3 separate regions of the Homo sapiens genome follow, and all the other regions are linked to region 1. Evidence: chromatin contacts called from ENCODE Hi-C data. All regions are on one chromosome and are shown on one strand. Each heading gives the region's core, a stretch centred on a gene start or an enhancer-like site at or near the end of the contact. The rest is flanking DNA. Distances are from core to core; before and after follow the strand shown.

Region 1 (2,809 bases), core at 113-2,612:
ACACAAAATTGAATGTCTGCACACAGCTCTAATATTCTACGGCCATAGCTTTCATCAGATGCTCAAAGGAAACTATGAGCTAAAAAGGTTAAAATAGTACATGACCCTTCTTTCTTTTTTTCTCAGTTTTCAAATGACACGAAGCCTGACAAGATCCTTTAACTATGTAATGCTCTTTCTACAGCTCCAGGATGCTTTCCTTGCTTTTAACCATAAGTGTAATCTGCACCGTGTGTATTTCACTTCCTAACACCCAATCATCCATAACCATAAGAGAACATCAATAACTCAGAAAGCAGTAATACTCCAAGCAATTTATATGTGGTACTAGCATACACCAAATAATTTATATGTAGTACTATATGTTTTTCTGGGGAACAAACTTTCTAATGTGTAGTTTAGACATAAATAGATGGAGTACATAAAAACTAAGTGATCAAAAAGGTGATTAGAAATAGAAGAATAATTATCTTGAACAAATACAAAGGTCCAGCTATAAAGTAGATAATCCACAAAAAGACACAGAATTGGGAACCAGGAGAAACTCAGACCCACAAAATGAAGCTTATCATGCAGAAGACAGCCCAAGAATCCTAGACAATTATTTGATTCATTCAACAAATATTTACAGAGCATCTAATTTACGGCAGGCAGACTTTCTGCGCTTATGTATTCATAGGAATAAAATTAATAAACCAACAACTCTCTCCCTTTCCTCTTCCACACCCACCTTATCGATAATGCTGTTAATAATGAGAGGATTTTTCAAAATGTGCTGCCCAATCCCCGTGTTGAACATGAGTCCTGTAAGAAAATACGAAACAGCATTAATTTTCCTACTGAGATTAGATATTAGGCAGTACCAGAGAAGAAAGCTGCATGGGTATGGGGAAGATTTCTGCGCCAACCAGGGCCACGAAACGTCACGCCAGGACTGACAAACTCTTTATAAGTTCATCCTCCAGCTGGAAAGGAAGTCAGCGGCGACGCGCAGGGCCTGCGGCCGAGTCGGGGACCCACCCCTGCCTTCCGCGCTCACGGGAGCGCGTCCTGACCGGCCTCTGCCGATCAGGTCTTGGTCCGCACCCCAGGCTAGGTCCTGCCGGAAGACCTGACCCGACCGACCCCAGCTTCCTCGCGGGGATCCGCACCTCCAGCGCTCTTCAGCTCCCGGCGCTGCTCCTGCCGCCCGCGGCGGCGGCCGATGGCCCCCGACTTGACCTTCGGCATCTCGGCAGAAAGCGGGCCCACAGGCCCGGGACGTCAAGGAGGACCAAAGAGGGCTAGCGTGAGAAAGCCACCACGTGGGGATCGCCGCCACGCGCCGCCCGCACCACTCTGGCCCAAGCGCCGGAGGGGCAAGGGTCCGCCCCCTCCCGTACGCTCTGAGCTCCTCCTCCAGAAAAAGGGCGGACCTTGGAGCCCACTGACTGCCGGGAATTGGAGTCACAGAGGGAGGAAGGCCGAACCGCGGGAGCCTACAGATCCCAGAAGACACCGCGCTACCGAGGACTGCAGTCTGGAGTTGGAGCCCTTGTCCCAACCAGGGCTGGATAAGAAGGTGTTGGTGTGGTGCTCTCGGTGTTGCGAAGGCTGTTTAAGTTATATGATGAGGTTAAGCCTATGGATGTTTTAGTAGCCTAGGTTCTGGGATCGCTGAGGTCCAAAGAAGTATTCACGTGCCTCGCTCCTGTTTTCCTGAAGCTTGTGGGGGTGGGAAACCCGGGATTTGGGGATGAGCTTGCTCTTTTGTGGGAATGCATTTTTTGCTGCTTGCCCTGGGGAAAAGAACTGCGAGAATGGAATTAACGTCTGGTTTCGCTAGGGCTACTGGTTGCTTCTACTAAGAATAGAAGAGCCGGGCGCGGAGGCTCACGCCTGTAATCCCAGCACTCTGGGAGGCAGAGGCGGGCGGATCACAAGGTCAGGAGATCGAGACCATCCTGGCTAACACGGGGAAACCCCGTCTCTACTAAAAATACAAAAAATTAGCCGGGCGTGGTGGTGGGCGCCTGTAGTCTCAGCTACTTGGGAGACTGAGGCAGGAGAGTGGCGTGAACCCAGGAGGCGGAGGTTGCAGTGAGCCGAGATCGCGCTACTGCACTCCAGCCTGGGCGGCAGAGCGAGACTCCGTCTCAAAAAAAAAAAAAAAAAAAAAGGAATAGAAGAATAATTATCTTAAACAGATACAAAGCTCCAGCTACAAAGTAGATAATCCACAAAAAGACAGAATTGAGAACCAGGAGAAACTCAGACCCACAGAATGAAGCTTATCGTGCAGAAGACAGCCCGTGAATCCTAGAAAATTATTTGATTCATTTAACAAATAATTCAACAAATTCCTTTTGTGCCTCATCATTCACTCCGTAAACATTTATTGAGCTCCAACTGTGTATCAAACACTGCTAGGGATTCTAAGTAAGAAACTTATTTCAAAGTGTATTATATTGACAGAGATGGACAGAAACTCCAAAACGCTGTAAATACGATAACGTATTGGTCGTTGTGACAGGACAGTGTACCTGACTATAAACTCCGTGTGTACCAGGGCCATAATATCCACATCTGTTTTGCCAGCCAGTGTAATGGCTCTTTTAAATTTTTCTGTGTGTATTCTGTTTGGTTGAAGAAATAGCTTCTTCCTGTCATTACTAAAGCTAACTCTCTTTTGAGCAATTCATTGTGTACATTCCCAAACCTTGGTCTTAGGCCCTTCTTTCTTTGATGTAGTTCTAAGTCAGAAAAAAAATCTCGTATACCCTAGTAGCATCTTCAAGTATATGTTTCATTTCATCAATCATTGTTATTC
Region 2 (2,702 bases), core at 203-2,702, 5.5 Mb before region 1:
AACCTCCGTCTCTCAGGTTCAAGCGATTCTTCTGCCTCAGCCTCCTGAGTAGCTGGGACTACAGGCACGTGCCACCAACGCTCGGCTAATTTTTGTATTTGTTCTTTTTTAGTAAAGACGGGGTTTCGCCATGTTGGCCAGATTGGTCCCGAACTCCTGACCTCAGGGGATCCACCCGCCTCGGCCTCCCAAAGTGCTGGGATTACAGGCGTGAGCCACTGCGCCCGGCCTTGGCTGAGTTTTTATTAGATCTGAGCCGTTCAATTTCAATAGTTTAGGATCCAACCTCACTCTCAGGCAAAGAATAGAGGAAATGATACCAACGTATTTATCTGTCAATAAACACTTGGTGATTTGAATATGGTTAAGGGATTCCTGTAGTTTGCCCCCCTTAAAACTGAACTTTGTCCAAACCTGTTCTAAATATGTGTGTGCGTGTGCATGCATCTGGGTGTTGGGGAGGAGCGGTCGTAAAGTTCCTTTTAAATTTCACCTATGGGGGACTACTTCCCACCTCATCCTATGAAGTCAACATTAGCCTAAATACCAAAGCCAGATTAAGACACTACAAGAAAACTACGAAACAATATCTCTCACGAACACAGATGCAGAACTTCTAGACAAAACGTTTCCAAATTGAAGCGAAGACCATATTAAAAGGACAAAAGCACCTCAGTGGTTGCTTGGGGACTGGGGGAGGGGCTGGATTACTATCTTGGCTGTGGTGTCGAAAACCTATCAAATTGTTCACTTTAAATATGTGCAGTTTATTGTATCCCAACCATTCCTCAACAAAGCTGTTTTTCAGAAACATTTGTCCATGTAGTTTTGCCTTTGAATGGTTGGGTCAATGAAGAGAAAAACGAGTGAAAACAGGGAATCATGACACTTTGTTTTTTTACGTGTAAATATTCGCAAAACGCCCAAACTGGTAACTTTGGGAACACGGGTTCACGCAGAAGAAGGGCTGCTGTCTGGGGAGGACTGAAACTCGGGTTCCCGAAGTCGGGCTGCTCTGGGGCCACGGAGAGAAGGGGAGAGAACGTCGAGGAAGAGGCAGAGCTCAAGTGGACGGAGGATGGAACACAGAGCGCGGCCGGGACAAAGGGGCAGGCCAGACAGCCGTGACAGAGAAACTAGGCGGTCCGCTCCTGGGACGCGGTCTCGGGGGCGGGTTCGCCCCTGAGGCCCGGTGACCCTTCGCCCGCAACCAGGGCTAGCGCTTGTGTGCGCCCACGGAAGCACCCGAGCGACCGGAGAAAGAAAAAGTGGTCAAGGGGACCTCCTTCCAGCTCTACGCGCCTCTCATTCAGAGAGGTGAGGTCAGGAAAGGGGAAGGACGAAGCCCCAGAGCAACAGAAGTCAGGCGGTGCCAGGAACACTGAGAGCGGAGCCAGGGGAAGGCGGCCGAGCGCGGCCCCCTCTCCTCCCGGGCCGGGGCGGGCCCGAGGCCTCGATCCGCCTTCCCCGCGCCGTCCTGGTCACGGCCCCGCGGGGCAGCCATGCCTGGCCGTCTGCTGCGGGGCCTGTGGCAGCGATGGCGCCGTTACAAGTACCGCTTCGTTCCCTGGATCGCACTGAACCTAAGCCACAACCCGAGGTGAGAGGGCGGGACGGCAGAACGAGGGGCACCTGCCTTCGGTTCCCAGACGCCACCACGGCGGCGGGACGCAAAGCGGAGAGCCTGAGGCTGACTGCCGGCCTGAGATGGGCGGGCCCGGGTGGGCAGGGACTGAGGTGGGCGGGCCGGGTGGGCGGGGACTGAGGCCTCGGAGGGGTTTAAGGAACGCGGGCCAGAGGCGGGCGGGGCCGAGGTTGGTGGAGTCCGAGGCCCGCTGGAAGCCTGAAGTGGGCGGTGGCTTCAGGTGGGCGGGGCCTATGGCCTCTTTCCCAGTGTCCGCTGCGCTGCCGGGCCCGCGAGGCCGAGCTCGCCAGCCGGATGTGTCGCCTGTTCTTCCCTGTTGCGTTCGGCACTGACTGGGGAGCTTGTATCTGGGCAAAAATGGAAACTTTTTAAAAAGACTGCCCTTACCGCGTGAGAGTGCGTGGCTTTTTCTCCACCAGGGGTTAATTAGGTGCTTGAACTTCCTCAGAAAAGCCAAGCCAGGGTTTATTTTCATAGTTCATACAAGTACTTCACGTGGTTAAAGAAGCCCATCCCGGCTGTGAGAATAGCGTGCAGTAGCTCGCGCGTTAAGAACGGGCAGAACGCCACTCAAAAGCACGTCGGGATGGTGGGTTTCGGATTGGGGTGAGTCCCGCCGGCGTTATTAAGGGCGCACCAGTGATCAGCTCAACACCGTGCTCACCAAAGAGGCCGACCGGGCCTCCCTGAAGTCAGTGTCCGACAAATAGGGAAACAAAGCGGTTTCCGGAAGGTTGCATGCTAGGGAAACAGGAGATCAGTTGTATCATGACTCGGAACCGTGAGGCGGGAATTACAACCTTTTTGTTCAAGTAAAAATAATGCAGTTAGTACAAAAAGATAATGATTATGGAAATAAGAGGTGCAGTCATTGAAGACGTTAGTCGTCCTGGAGGGAGTGTCACAAAGTATACGATGTTGAATTTGTCTTTGAAACTACAAGGCCATTTTTAAAAAGCCATTGAATGTGAGGTCATTCATTCTCATTGTGATGACATTCAGCTTGGCTGTTGGGTGTAGTACGGGAAAGAGCTGAACTTCGTTTCTGCCTCTGGCT
Region 3 (2,906 bases), core at 231-2,730, 6.8 Mb after region 1:
CTCTGTTGCCCAGGCTGGCGTGCATCTCTGGTGTGATCTCGGCTCACTGCAACCTCTGCTTCCCGGGATCAAAGGATTCTCCTGCCTCGGCCTCCCCAGTAGCTGGGATTACAGGTGCCCACCACCACGCCTGGCTAATTTTGTATTTTTAGTAGAGACGAGGTTTCTCCATGTTGGTCAGGCTGGTCTCCAACTCCTGACCTCGAGATCCTCCCCCCTCGGCTTCCCAAAGTGCTGGGATTATAGGTGTGAGCCACAGCGCCCGGCTTTTTTTTTTTTTTTTGAGACGGAGTTTCACTCTGTCACCCAGGCTGAAGTGCAGTGGCGCGATCTCAGCTCACTGCAACCTCCGCCCCCCCGGGTTCAAACGATTCTCCTGCCTCAGCCTCCTGAGTAGCTGGGATTACAGGCGCCCGCCACCACACGCAGCTAACTTTTGTATTTTTAGTAGAGACGGGGTTTCACCATGTTGGCCAGGCTGGTCTTGAATTCCTGACTTCAGGTGATCCACCCGCCTCAGCCCCCAAAGTGCTGGGAGTACAGGGGTGAGCCACCACGCCCAGCGAATTTAACTTTTGTCAGGAGCCGTATTACATTGACAATGGAGAGGAAGAAAACAGCACAGTATGATCAAGTTTAACTAGTGGGTAATTAGCTGTAAAAGAACTCTCGACTCTTGTTCAAAGAGGTTCAAGCTGCTGTGCTTGTGCGGCAAGGACAGTGTCCAAATGAAAAACTACAAATCAGTCATCTGTCCTTCATTTTCTCCATTCCCCCCACTCACTACACAGCTAAGAAAGCTCAAAGGTACCCTGCAGACACTCAAAACTTGAGGGCACGCAACTCTCAGTTACGAGTGGTGGCAATCATAATGACAGAATGAAGTACCAGTGCAAGAAACTGGAAGCGTGTGGATGTCTCCAGGCTGGAAGTCTGGGTTCGAAATGTCTGCAATGCCTCGCACTTGTGGCCCGTCCCTGATCTTCAGAAGCCACTGGTTTCTCCGCCAAACAAAGGGTATGCACCTCATGGGCTCAGGTCAAAAAAGTCTTCTAAACAACCCTCTAATGTTTATCTTTCACAGCCTGCCGGGCACACCCATCTTCAAAGGCAGAGGACGGAAAAGTGCCAAGATGGATGGACATATGGCTGTCGCCGCACTCCCGTGTCCAAGCGCCAAGGCCGAATGACCACTTAGGTCAGGAGATTTTTCCCCTCCAGGCTGCTGTTCCCGGGAGATGTCCCAACGTCTCTAGTCCAGCCCCTAACTCAGCACTCTACACATCCGACGCTTAACGAAAGCTATTCCAACTTTTTACCAGCCGTCTGCAGTTATTTTCACCAGTAGAGCCCGGATGAAAGAGGAGCCCGTAGTAACCACGGCAACCGAAAAACAAGGCGGAAAGGGTGGGGCCCTGGGCGGAAGGGGCGGGGCCCTCGGGCCTTTTCCCGGCGTCCATTTAGTGGCGGGAAAAGCGACCTTTTCTGAGCGCGTTTGCCTGTTGAGTGGTAGCCTTTCCCCTCAACCAGCAATGGAGGAGCAGCCCCAGATGCAAGACGCCGACGAGCCCGCGGACTCCGGAGGGGAAGGCCGGGCAGGCGGGCCACCGCAGGTCGCCGGCGCCCAGGCGGCGTGCAGCGAGGACCGCATGACCCTGCTCCTCAGGTTGTTCCCTTTGGCCTCCTCAGCCGGGGCCAAGTGGGCGTTGTGGCCCGGAACTCCGCCCTTGCTCAGAAGGGCTAGGGTTCGAATTCACGCTCGGTCACGTCAGGTCTCCGTGATTGCCTCATTCACTTAAACTGTTGAAGCTCTTTCTTCATCAGCGAAAAGGAGAGAAAAATGACCCCCTGGAGAGAGGTTACAAGGGTTAAATGAGATAGTCTAGGAAAGTGTTGAGCACAGTGCCCCGGGCCCTTAGAAGCTGTAATTTCTCCTCCTGTTTCCCCGCCCTCCCCCTACCTCTCTGGTTTACAGACAAATTGAATGCCAGAGCTAAACTGGAAGGAAGGTGCCCCTACCATTTCTTTTAGAACTACGACCCTTTGTAACCCAGAAGCTTTATATGTTATAAATTCTACTAAGCGGACGGTGTTTATACTTTTCCACTAAGCGGTTGCTGGGGAAGATTCGATGAGAAGGGACATTCGTCTTCTAAACTAGTGAGCAGGAGAAGGTCCTGGGCCAAATCTGCCTAACTGCCTATTTTTGTGTGACCACTCAAGCTAAGAATAGTTTTTATGTTTAAGTGTTGCAGGGAAAAGATCATAAAAATATTTCATAACACGTGAACTCTATTAGAAATTCAAGTTTCAGTTTCCATAAACAGTTTTATTGGAGTACAACTTTCCTGCCACAAGGGTGGAATTGAGTAGCTAAAACAGAGACCGTGTGACTCACAAACCCTAAAAAATTTACTATCAGGTCCTTTACAGAAAAAAATTTGCGGTCCTCTGTTCTATATCATAACAGAGGTAGTTTTAAAAAAATCATTATTGGCTGAGCGCGGTGGCTCACGCCTGTAATCCCAACACTTTGGGATGCCGAGGCAGACGGATCACCTTAAGTCAGGAGTTCAAGACCAGCCTGGCCAACCATGGCCAACATGGTGAAACCCCGTCTCTACTAAAAATACAAAAATTAGCTGGGCGTGGTGGCGGGCGCCTGTAATCCCAGCTACTCAGGAGGCTGAGGCAAGAGAATTGATTGAACCCGGGAGGCAGAGGTTGCAGTGAGCAGAAGATTGTGCCATTGCACTCCAGCCTGGGCAATAGAGCAAGACTCTTGACTCAAAAAAAAAAAATTAATTACCATTTTTTTCTTTCTTAAATGTTTTGAAAAATGAAAAGATGTCTATTTCTTTTTTATTGTTTTTTCCTCCTCACCCTTGCTGTCATCTTAAATTACC

The links. A loop is a pair of places that touch in the nucleus more often than their neighbours do. Pooled maps may share reads with other maps.
Region 2: a pooled map shows a loop between it and region 1 (6-fold over the local background). The contact joins the promoter of SETD9 here to the promoter of DIMT1 in region 1. A Hi-C loop is called at or near these places in 4 of 50 pooled maps.
Region 3: a pooled map shows a loop between it and region 1 (8-fold over the local background). The contact joins the promoter of CENPH here to the promoter of DIMT1 in region 1. A Hi-C loop is called at or near these places in 3 of 50 pooled maps.

The regions. Positions count from the first base shown.
Region 1 is chr5:62,402,543-62,405,351 of GRCh38, forward strand. DIMT1 (DIM1 rRNA methyltransferase and ribosome maturation factor) reads right to left here and starts at 1,363. Exons shown (of 12, transcript NM_014473.4): 1 at 1,152-1,363; 2 at 731-804. The coding sequence starts at 1,230. RefSeq lists an enhancer at 1,284-1,573.
Region 2 is chr5:56,908,144-56,910,845 of GRCh38, forward strand. It overlaps SETD9 (SET domain containing 9), which reads left to right and starts at 1,453. Exons shown (of 6, transcript NM_153706.4): 1 at 1,453-1,600. The coding sequence starts at 1,503. RefSeq lists enhancers at 1,089-1,178, 1,969-2,018, 2,114-2,702 and silencers at 1,329-1,538, 1,719-1,928.
Region 3 is chr5:69,188,103-69,191,008 of GRCh38, forward strand. It overlaps CENPH (centromere protein H), which reads left to right and starts at 1,481. Exons shown (of 9, transcript NM_022909.4): 1 at 1,481-1,666. The coding sequence starts at 1,533. It overlaps LOC112267932 (a long non-coding RNA gene), which reads right to left and starts at 1,375. Exons shown (of 2, transcript XR_002956215.2): 1 at 889-1,375. RefSeq lists enhancers at 1,093-1,332, 1,260-1,554 and a silencer at 1,413-1,532.